Regions from separate parts of the Homo sapiens genome. Here all the other regions are linked to region 3. Evidence: chromatin contacts called from ENCODE Hi-C or POLR2A ChIA-PET data. All regions are on one chromosome and are shown on one strand. The core of a region is the stretch at or near the end of the contact, and the rest is flanking DNA. Distances in the headings are between cores, read along the strand shown.

Evidence for each region. Hi-C counts contacts between places; a loop is a spot of excess contacts on that map. ChIA-PET counts read pairs that join two places held with the same protein, here RNA polymerase II (POLR2A). Pooled maps may share reads with other maps.
Region 1: a loop to region 3 is called in a map of PC-9, with 14 times the contacts of the local background. The contact joins two enhancer-like sites. A Hi-C loop is called at or near these places in 2 of 168 maps with a recorded cell type or tissue (PC-3 and PC-9) and 2 of 50 pooled maps. POLR2A ChIA-PET finds 5 or more read pairs at or near these places in 3 of 52 experiments (OCI-LY7, PC-3 and PC-9).
Region 2: a loop to region 3 is called in a map with no recorded cell type, with 3 times the contacts of the local background. The contact joins two enhancer-like sites. A Hi-C loop is called at or near these places in 4 of 37 single-sample maps with no recorded cell type and 4 of 50 pooled maps. POLR2A ChIA-PET finds 5 or more read pairs at or near these places in 1 of 52 experiments (BJ).

Annotation. Positions count from the first base shown.
Region 1 is chr11:100,776,002-100,778,701 of GRCh38, reverse strand. The region is part of intron 2 of ARHGAP42 (Rho GTPase activating protein 42); the gene reads right to left. Among named protein-coding and RNA genes, the nearest start is that of ARHGAP42-AS1, 89 kb to the right of the region's middle. Within about 2 kb of position 1,386, at least 7 of the 41 ENCODE cell types and tissues checked have a DNase peak (open chromatin) inside an H3K27ac peak, as active enhancers do; they include PC-3 and PC-9, where a contact is called at or near this core.
Region 2 is chr11:100,738,393-100,741,092 of GRCh38, reverse strand. The region is part of intron 1 of ARHGAP42 (Rho GTPase activating protein 42); the gene reads right to left. Among named protein-coding and RNA genes, the nearest start is that of ARHGAP42-AS1, 52 kb to the right of the region's middle. Within about 2 kb of position 1,277, at least 4 of the 41 ENCODE cell types and tissues checked have a DNase peak (open chromatin) inside an H3K27ac peak, as active enhancers do.
Region 3 is chr11:100,927,067-100,929,766 of GRCh38, reverse strand. The region is part of intron 6 of ARHGAP42 (Rho GTPase activating protein 42); the gene reads right to left. Among named protein-coding and RNA genes, the nearest start is that of SNORD13I, 5.9 kb to the left of the region's middle. Within about 2 kb of position 1,251, at least 2 of the 41 ENCODE cell types and tissues checked have a DNase peak (open chromatin) inside an H3K27ac peak, as active enhancers do; they include PC-3 and PC-9, where a contact is called at or near this core.

The DNA.
Region 1 (2,700 bases), core at 137-2,636, 150 kb after region 3:
AAAGCATCTCTCTCAAGCAGCGTGTTTTTTTTAAGAGAGGAACACCACCTGAAATGTGCAACTTTCCCAGCTGCTTCCATCATTAATTGTGGGTGGTTTCTGTGTGGGTACAAAAATAAGGGTGGTTTAAAAAAAAAACAGGAAAACAATAATTCAATTGTCCAACTGAGAGCTATTAAAAAGTAAAATATGCTTCCTCTGCAGAGTTAAAAAGAAAATGTTATTTGTATAAACAATTTAGGCATTTAGAAATGTTCCACTTTAATACACGACTTCCTGATTTATATAACCACATTTAAGTGGTTGTAATGAGGGTCTGTAAAGAATGATGGATATTTTTTTTTTGATTCAGCAAATGAGAAGGTAGTTTACTTCCTCAAATTTAATAAAATATCACAGGTCTCTTTTAGAAGAGTTCAGCTGTGGTTGATAATGGCATTGCCTTTGGTTTAGAAATTTTTCCTAAAAATGCCCAAGAAGAATCTCATGGCTACAAACAACTTCACCGTTTCTTTTTTTTTTTTCTTAAGAGACAGGGTCTCAACATGTTACCCAGGCTGCAGTACAGTGGTGTGATCATAGTTTAATGTAACCTCAGCTTCTGGGCTCAAGGGATCCTGCAGCCTCAGCCTCCTGAGTAGCTAGGTCTATAGGTGCATGCCACCATGCCTGGCTAAATTTTTACTTTTTATAGAACTGGGGCCTCATCCAGGATGGTCTGGGACTCCTGGTCTCAAGCATTCCTCCCGCCATGGCTTCTGCAAGCACTAGGATTATAGGTGTGAACTATCACACCCCGCCCAGTTCTACCTTTTGTATCACAATACCACTAGACAAATATTGAGTAAACTGTAAAAATGCATATTTGTACTCATGACCAAATTCTGAAGAAAATTTTCACAGAAGCATTTTCAATAATTTAATCATTGAATTTGTTTAAGTCAAAAAAGAAAATAGGTCTTTTTTTTAAGAAAAATTATTAATGATCTTTTGAATGCATTTTCTGCATTTATTATGGCAGTTATGATTTTTAACCTGAAACAAAAGCTATTATCTCTCAAAGTGTTTCTACACTATAGAGGAATCCTTTCCAAATACAAAAAGTAAATTGTTTCCCATACTTTCCACCCTAGACTATATTCCTATTTCTCATTTGGGAAACAGAATCAAATATTACCTTTCCATTTGACCTAACAGACGCATCTTCAAAGTAAGTAAAAATTTTATGCCTTTTTACACAGTCACTCTTCTAACAAAGAAACTGAATGAGATTTTCCAACCACTCCCTTGAAAAAATTCTTCTTGACACCCTCAGATCAGGTATCCAAGATCACTCTCAGGCTTCTATCTACAGATCAATGTGAGTCACCTCACCACAGTAACCCACTGATGCACACCCAGCCTCAGAGAGGTAATCAAACAATAAATATTTGCACCTTGGCAAAGCACTGCCAGCACAGGAAGACATAGTAAAGCCCCTGTGACTTGAATTGCCACTATTTTAACCTGCTATACCTTCACCTTTCAACACATTCTCCTAAAGACAGAACAAGAAGTAAAAATGTCAGGGCACCTCAGCCAATGCTGTACACAAAACTTGGTTCATGTTCGAGCTCTCATCCATCAATCAGTACATGTACGATTCGTACAAGCATTTCCATAAAACAGCTTCTTTTTTAAAATGCGACATGCTCTTCGTGTTTTTTTTTTTTTTTTTTTTGAGACAGTGTTCACTTTGTTGCCCAGGCTGGAGTGCAGTGGTGCAATCTGAGTTCACTGCAACCTCCACCTCCCGGGTTCAAGTGGTTCTCCTGCCTCAGCTTCCCGAGTAGCTGGGATTACAGGCACGTGCCATCATGCCCAGCTCATTTTTGTATTTTTAGAAGAGATGGGGTTTCACCATGTTGACCAGGCTGGTCTTGAACTCCTGACCTGAGGTGATCTGCCTGCCTAGGCCTCCTAAAGTGCTAGTGCTGGGATTACAGGAGTGAGCCACTGTGCCCGGCCGATGCTAACTATTAGGCACTATCCTTGTTGCTATGTCTGCATATCTGCATTTAAAATGGAGTAAACAAGGGACCAGCAATACACTAGTTATGTCAGAAATAGCTGGGGGATTGTTAAAAAATATAGTTTGATCCAAACTACCTAACTGACTGACTCATTTCTCCACTCCTAATTTGGAGCTATTACCTTAGTTGACAAATGGTAGTGTATTGCCTGTCACTACCACAGGAATTTTCTGTTTAGGTGTGTCTAAAGGAATGAAGTCTCCACCAAAAATATTTACTAGCAAAGTGACTCTCCTTCTTGGTAAATGTTTAATCTCTTGAGTCCAAAGCTCATACTGTTCAAGACTTTCCTGAGAGTCTAGGTCATCACACAACATCACTAACCAAGCTGTTTACGCACAATCGCAACTGGACTTTCCAATGGTTTCCAAGATTACATAGAATGAATAAACTTTGCCTCATATTAATGACTAACATTTTTATTGGCACTAGTTCAGTTTGACTAACAATATCTAACTTTTTTTTTTTTTGAAATGGAGTTTTGCTCTTGTTGCCCAGGCTGGAGTGCAATGGCACGATCTCAGCTCACCGCAACAACCCCCTCCCAGGTTCAAGCTATTCTCCTGCCTCAGATTCCCAAGTAGCTGGGATTACAGGCATTCACCACCACTCCTGGCTAATTTTGTAT
Region 2 (2,700 bases), core at 28-2,527, 190 kb after region 3:
TGCCACTGCACTCCAGCCTTGGAGACAGCGTGAGATTTCATCTCAAAAAAAGAAATAAATAAATAAAATTTCTTATTTTCTCTCTTTATGTAATCTGCAAAGGAGCCTTACAGTCAGTCAAATAAATCTGTCTGCTTTCCCCCTCAAGCCCATGGGACTAGAATAAGGCCACATGTCCCCTCTCCAGGAATAACTAATTAAAGTATAACCACAGATACCCTCTTTATTCTTCTCTTGATAGACATATTTTTTTTAAATAATCCAGTAAGTAACGTTCCAAAGCTTCATCAACCCTGTGCCAAACTTTAACAGTGGTTGAATCTTCCCTGGAGCAGCAAAATCTGACACTCAACAACAGGAGAGGCAGAAGGAGCAGCTGCCAGGAGCAATGTACCTACCCCATCGCTTTATCTTGCAACTGCTGGCACCATCCCCTTCACTTTCAGGAACCATTCTACATCAAACTCTGCTTTCCAAGAACTTTTCCTCTACACATTCCATTCTCCTCCCCCTATACCATAAAGCTTCTGGCTAATGTTCATGGCATGAATGATACTGCCTTCAAATGGCAAAGAATAGCACTTTAGTATCAGACAGACAGGTTCAAATCTTAGTTCCATGACTGACTAGCTTTTGTTCCTGGAGCAAATTAGTTAACCTGTTTTGCACTCTCAATTTTCTACATATAAAAGAACGCTAGTGCTCACTTCACAGTTTTTAGAAGATGGGAGAAATAAATTCAGTGCCCAAGTGTTTACTCAGCAAATACGTTTTTCTTCCCTTGTGCACCAAAGGAAAAAAAACTGAGGGTATCATATAAAATTTGGGAGAAGGGAGAGGCCATAGCATGACCAGGTCTTTTTTAAAAGTTTTATGTTCATAATAAAAGTCATGAAACAAGAGAATCTAAAGGTCTTAGCATTTTAGACTTCACTGTCAACAGGAAAACTTCCAGAAATCATACAAAAAGGATGAACATACACAGGCAAGCTTTAGTGAGTTGAAAATTAAAAAAAAAAAAAAAAATTGTACTAATAACCCTTTAACTTGCAGGCTGACACCAAGTAACTTTCTTTAAAAAATAATATTTCAACACGCAAAAAACAAATCACACACAAAATTTTTTCACAGATAGTCACCGTTCTAGGTAAAAGCCTTTGCCACTAGTATTTTTAAAAGCTGCAGCTGGACTGTGGGTCAGATGGCACTCAGCAGTTGTGTGTGTTGGGGGTGGGGTATGTCAGGAATGAATGCGGTTATCAAGGCATTTCTAAGTAAGGAACCCTTGGAACAACATTAGACTGAGGGTCATGGGAAAAGAAGTTATGCTCACCCTACTTCCTGGCAGCATTTTCAGTACACAAGCCATAAGCAACTCATGTTTACAAAAGGAACAAGAAAAGAGGGGCTTATTAGATGCAGAGGGGAGGGAGAAACAAAGTATAGATACACAGAATTATACCTTCGTACATTACATTTTAAAATTCTTTCTTTAAAAACTCTAGAAATAGTTTTAAAGATTTAGCACACTTCACTATGCAAAATATTTCATCCTGACTGCTTCAGTAAATCAAATTAGAGTATTTTTATCTAAGTTAATCACATAAATGAAACTCAATTAAGGAAAAGAAAACAAGCATGGTATATCTACTTTATCCTCTTTAGAACAAATTGCAATCTGAAGTTATTTTTGAGAGTCATAGAAAAAATGTTTCTCAGGATTTCAAAGTTTCAAATCAAGAGTTCTTCAGGTTAAAACAAGATTGTTTAAGAACCAAGTGAATGGTCCTGAACTTTAACTAAAAAAAAAAAATCCAAGAGTATTTTAATTACCAAAAGTCAATAGTTCCTTATTTTTTGATCACTTTGGTAAAACTCAGACAAAAGATAACCAGTTAATGAATCTCAAAACTGCTTCATTTAAAACAAAAACAAAAACAAAAAAAAAGACTCTAAGATAACTTGAACAGAAGAAAAAAGCCACTGTCAAATCTACATATTTCTGTTGTGCATTTCCTTGAGTTAATCCTAGAATTCTGGAAAATTATAAGCACTTTTCAAAAAGATCTCAAACTAGGTCTGGGCTTAACAAACAGCTTTTTTCCTAAGTTCTGAAATACATGCTTTCTTTATAAGCATGGATTTACCAATAGGAGTGGCCTCCTGATTGCTTCTGTGCTTGAATGCTATTAAATTAAACAGTCAGACAAAATATGGAGCATTGACCTTGGCAAGGAATGCAACGGGCACAGTTTGTTTTGCCCTGCTTCTTCTTAAAAAGAAAACAAAATATTCAAACTTGAAACGTAATAATAAACAGATTTCTACATGTTCACTTTATTTGTATTATAATAAAACACTTTGACTTCTTAACTACCTTTAGTAGTCAGCAGCAATAGTACTTCTCTAGCAACATAGTTTTTTACTTTATTTAGAGGAATAAATTGTTTGCAAGTTTTACATATATTACCCTCACTGATGAAAATCATGATACCTCTCATTATTCAAAAACAGGTAAATGGCCAAGAGCAATACTGCTTTGATGGAATTGCAAAATGAGAAAAAATATACATCTGATGGAATTAGTGAGTTACCTCTCTTTTGTCTGTAATGTCAGATCCTTTAGATGATACTCTTTTAAATCTAAAACAAAGCTGGCACTTCTTTGTTAGACTGCGGTACTGTGAGGTTCCAAACAGA
Region 3 (2,700 bases), core at 2-2,501:
AATAAAAAGACAAATAACCTAGTTTAAAAATAGGCAAAGAAATTGAATAGGCATTTCTTGAAAGAAAATATATGAATGGTCAAAAAGCATTTGAAAGATTCTTATTAGTCATCAGAGAAATCGAAATCAAAACCACAGTGAAATCTAAGTTCAGCTCTCTAGGATAGCTAGACTCAAAAAGTGAGATAATAGCAAGTGTGTGTGAGGGACATGGAGAAACTGTATCCCTCATATATCACTGGTGGGAGTGTCAAGGGGTGCAGATATTTTGGTAGTTCGTCAGATGGTGAAACATACAGTTACCACATGACTCAGTAATTCCTCAAGAGAGAGAAAAACATGTATCTACACAAAAATTTGTACATGAACGTTTATAATAGGGGTCCCCAATCCCTGGGCTGCAGGCCAGTAAAGGTCATTTGTGGCCGGTTAGGAACCCAACTGCATGGCAGGAGGTGAGACCTGGGTGAGCTCTGCCTCCTATCAGATCAGTGCTGGCATTAGATTCTCATAGGAGAGTGAGGCCTATTGTGAACTGTGCCTGCGAGGGATCTAGGTTGCCTGCTCCTTATGAGAATCTAACTAATGCCTGATGATCTGAAGTGGAACAGGTTCATCCTGAAACCCTTCCCTCCTCACCAATTTTTTCATGGAAAAATAGTCTTCCATAAAACTGGTCTCTGGTGCCAAAAAGGTTGGGGACCGCTGGTTTATAACATTATTCATAATAGTGAAAAGGTACCTATCAACTAATATTTGGATAAGCAAAATGTGGTCTATCCATACAATAAAATGTTATTTGGCCCTAAAGGGAAATGAAGTATTGATGCATGCTTTCAGATGGATGAACCTCGAAAACCGCATCTGAGTAAAAGAAGTCAATCACCAAAGGGGCCACGTATTACACAATTTCATTTGTATGAAAGGCCCAGAGTAGGCAAATTAATAGAGACAGAAAATAATTAGTGGTGTTTCAGTATTAATGGTTGTGGGGTATACTGGGAATGATACCTAAAGGATGTGATGTTTATTTTTAAGGTGATGAAAATGCTTTAAATTTTTTTGTGGTGATCGTTGCACAGATCTGTGAATATACTAAAGTTCCATTGAATTGTATAGTTTAAATGAGTTGTCTGTATGGTATGTGAATTGTATCTTTATGACTTTTTTTTTTCTTTTTTGAGACAAGGTCTCACCCTTTCACCCAGGCTGGAGGATAGTGGCATGATTAGAGTTCACTGCAGTTTTGACTTCCCAGGCTCAAGTGATCCTCCCACCTCAGCCCCCAAGTAGCTAAGACTACAGGCGCATGACACCATGCCCAACTAATTTTTGTAGAGGTGGGGTTTTGCCATGTTGCAAAGACTGGTTTTGAACTCCTGGGCTCAAACAATCCTCCCGCCTCGGCCTCTCAACTTGCTGGGATTACAGGTGTGAGCAACCATGCCTGGCCTGAAGTTGTTTTTAAAAAATAAAAATAAATACTTCCCAAACACAAAGCACCATAAGGCACTATAAGAAATCAAAATGTTATATAGTTCCATCCTTCATATTTGGCCATCTAAACTTCTAAGAAGATTAGAAAAGTAGGGCAAAGTCAAGGCATCAATTTTCACACTGTAAAAGTGTCAGGCCTGTGAGTTAAATCTGTAGTCTTTGCAATTCCCTGCCTGGAGGAAACTTAGAGATAAACATCTTAAAGGATACCTTCAAAATGACTACAGATTGCTTTAAGTCTAATGCATAGATGTGCAAAGGAGTTCATGGCATGAAAACGAAAGCATATATAAATCGAATCAAATAAATAATGAGAAACTTGAAGATAAAAAGAGAGCCAAGAATGGAAAGTGGCCAGTCAATGCTGGCCTGGAAAAGACTACTTTTAAAATGGGAGGACAGAAGCACAAATGAATGAATGGACAATTACGTGCACTGATTAATAAAACAAAGCCGTGGCCATGCATCGCCTCAGCACTGAAAAGCGTCATTGGAATTCCTGAAAAGATGGATTTGTAAGCATTCAAGAGGATGGAATTCAGATGAAGAGGCCTGAGGTACACTTTCCTGGTAAAGGAACAGAGGCATTGACAATAGCCAGCTTATCTTTACAGCTCAATTGTAATAGAGAAAGTACTGTCACCAGCAAGCTGATAAAGCCCAGCAGAAGCTACATGATTGATTTCTACCAAACACATAGGATGCAGTTTTCTTACTTTTACAAAATTCTGTTCACTAAGTTCTATCACAAATTTCTAATTTTCAATAACAATACCCTGAACTTTAGATTTATCCAAGGACCATTACAGATTTTATTTTTACTTAAAAGTTTTGTTGTTAAATTTTTAAAGAATGAATGCCCTTAGATTTTAAACAGGATAGAAATTTAACCTTTAGTCCTACAGAGTTTCGAAAAACAATGATGCTAACCTTATTTTTTTCACTTTTACTAAATTAAAGCTAACTGATTACGTTGAAAAAGAAAAACACATCAAAATGTTAAACTTTCAAAAGCTGCTCATCTATATACTAGCTGATGGACTTTTAAAAAAGACTTAGCCAGTAGCATTTCAATCTCAAAATTATTTAAGCTTTTTAAATTTAGAGACTCTGAAAAGTATTTTATAGTATACGTCTTGATAATAACAAGCTATAACATGTTAGCAAATTAGGCAAATTTTCTTCAGCGAAAAAATTTAAATT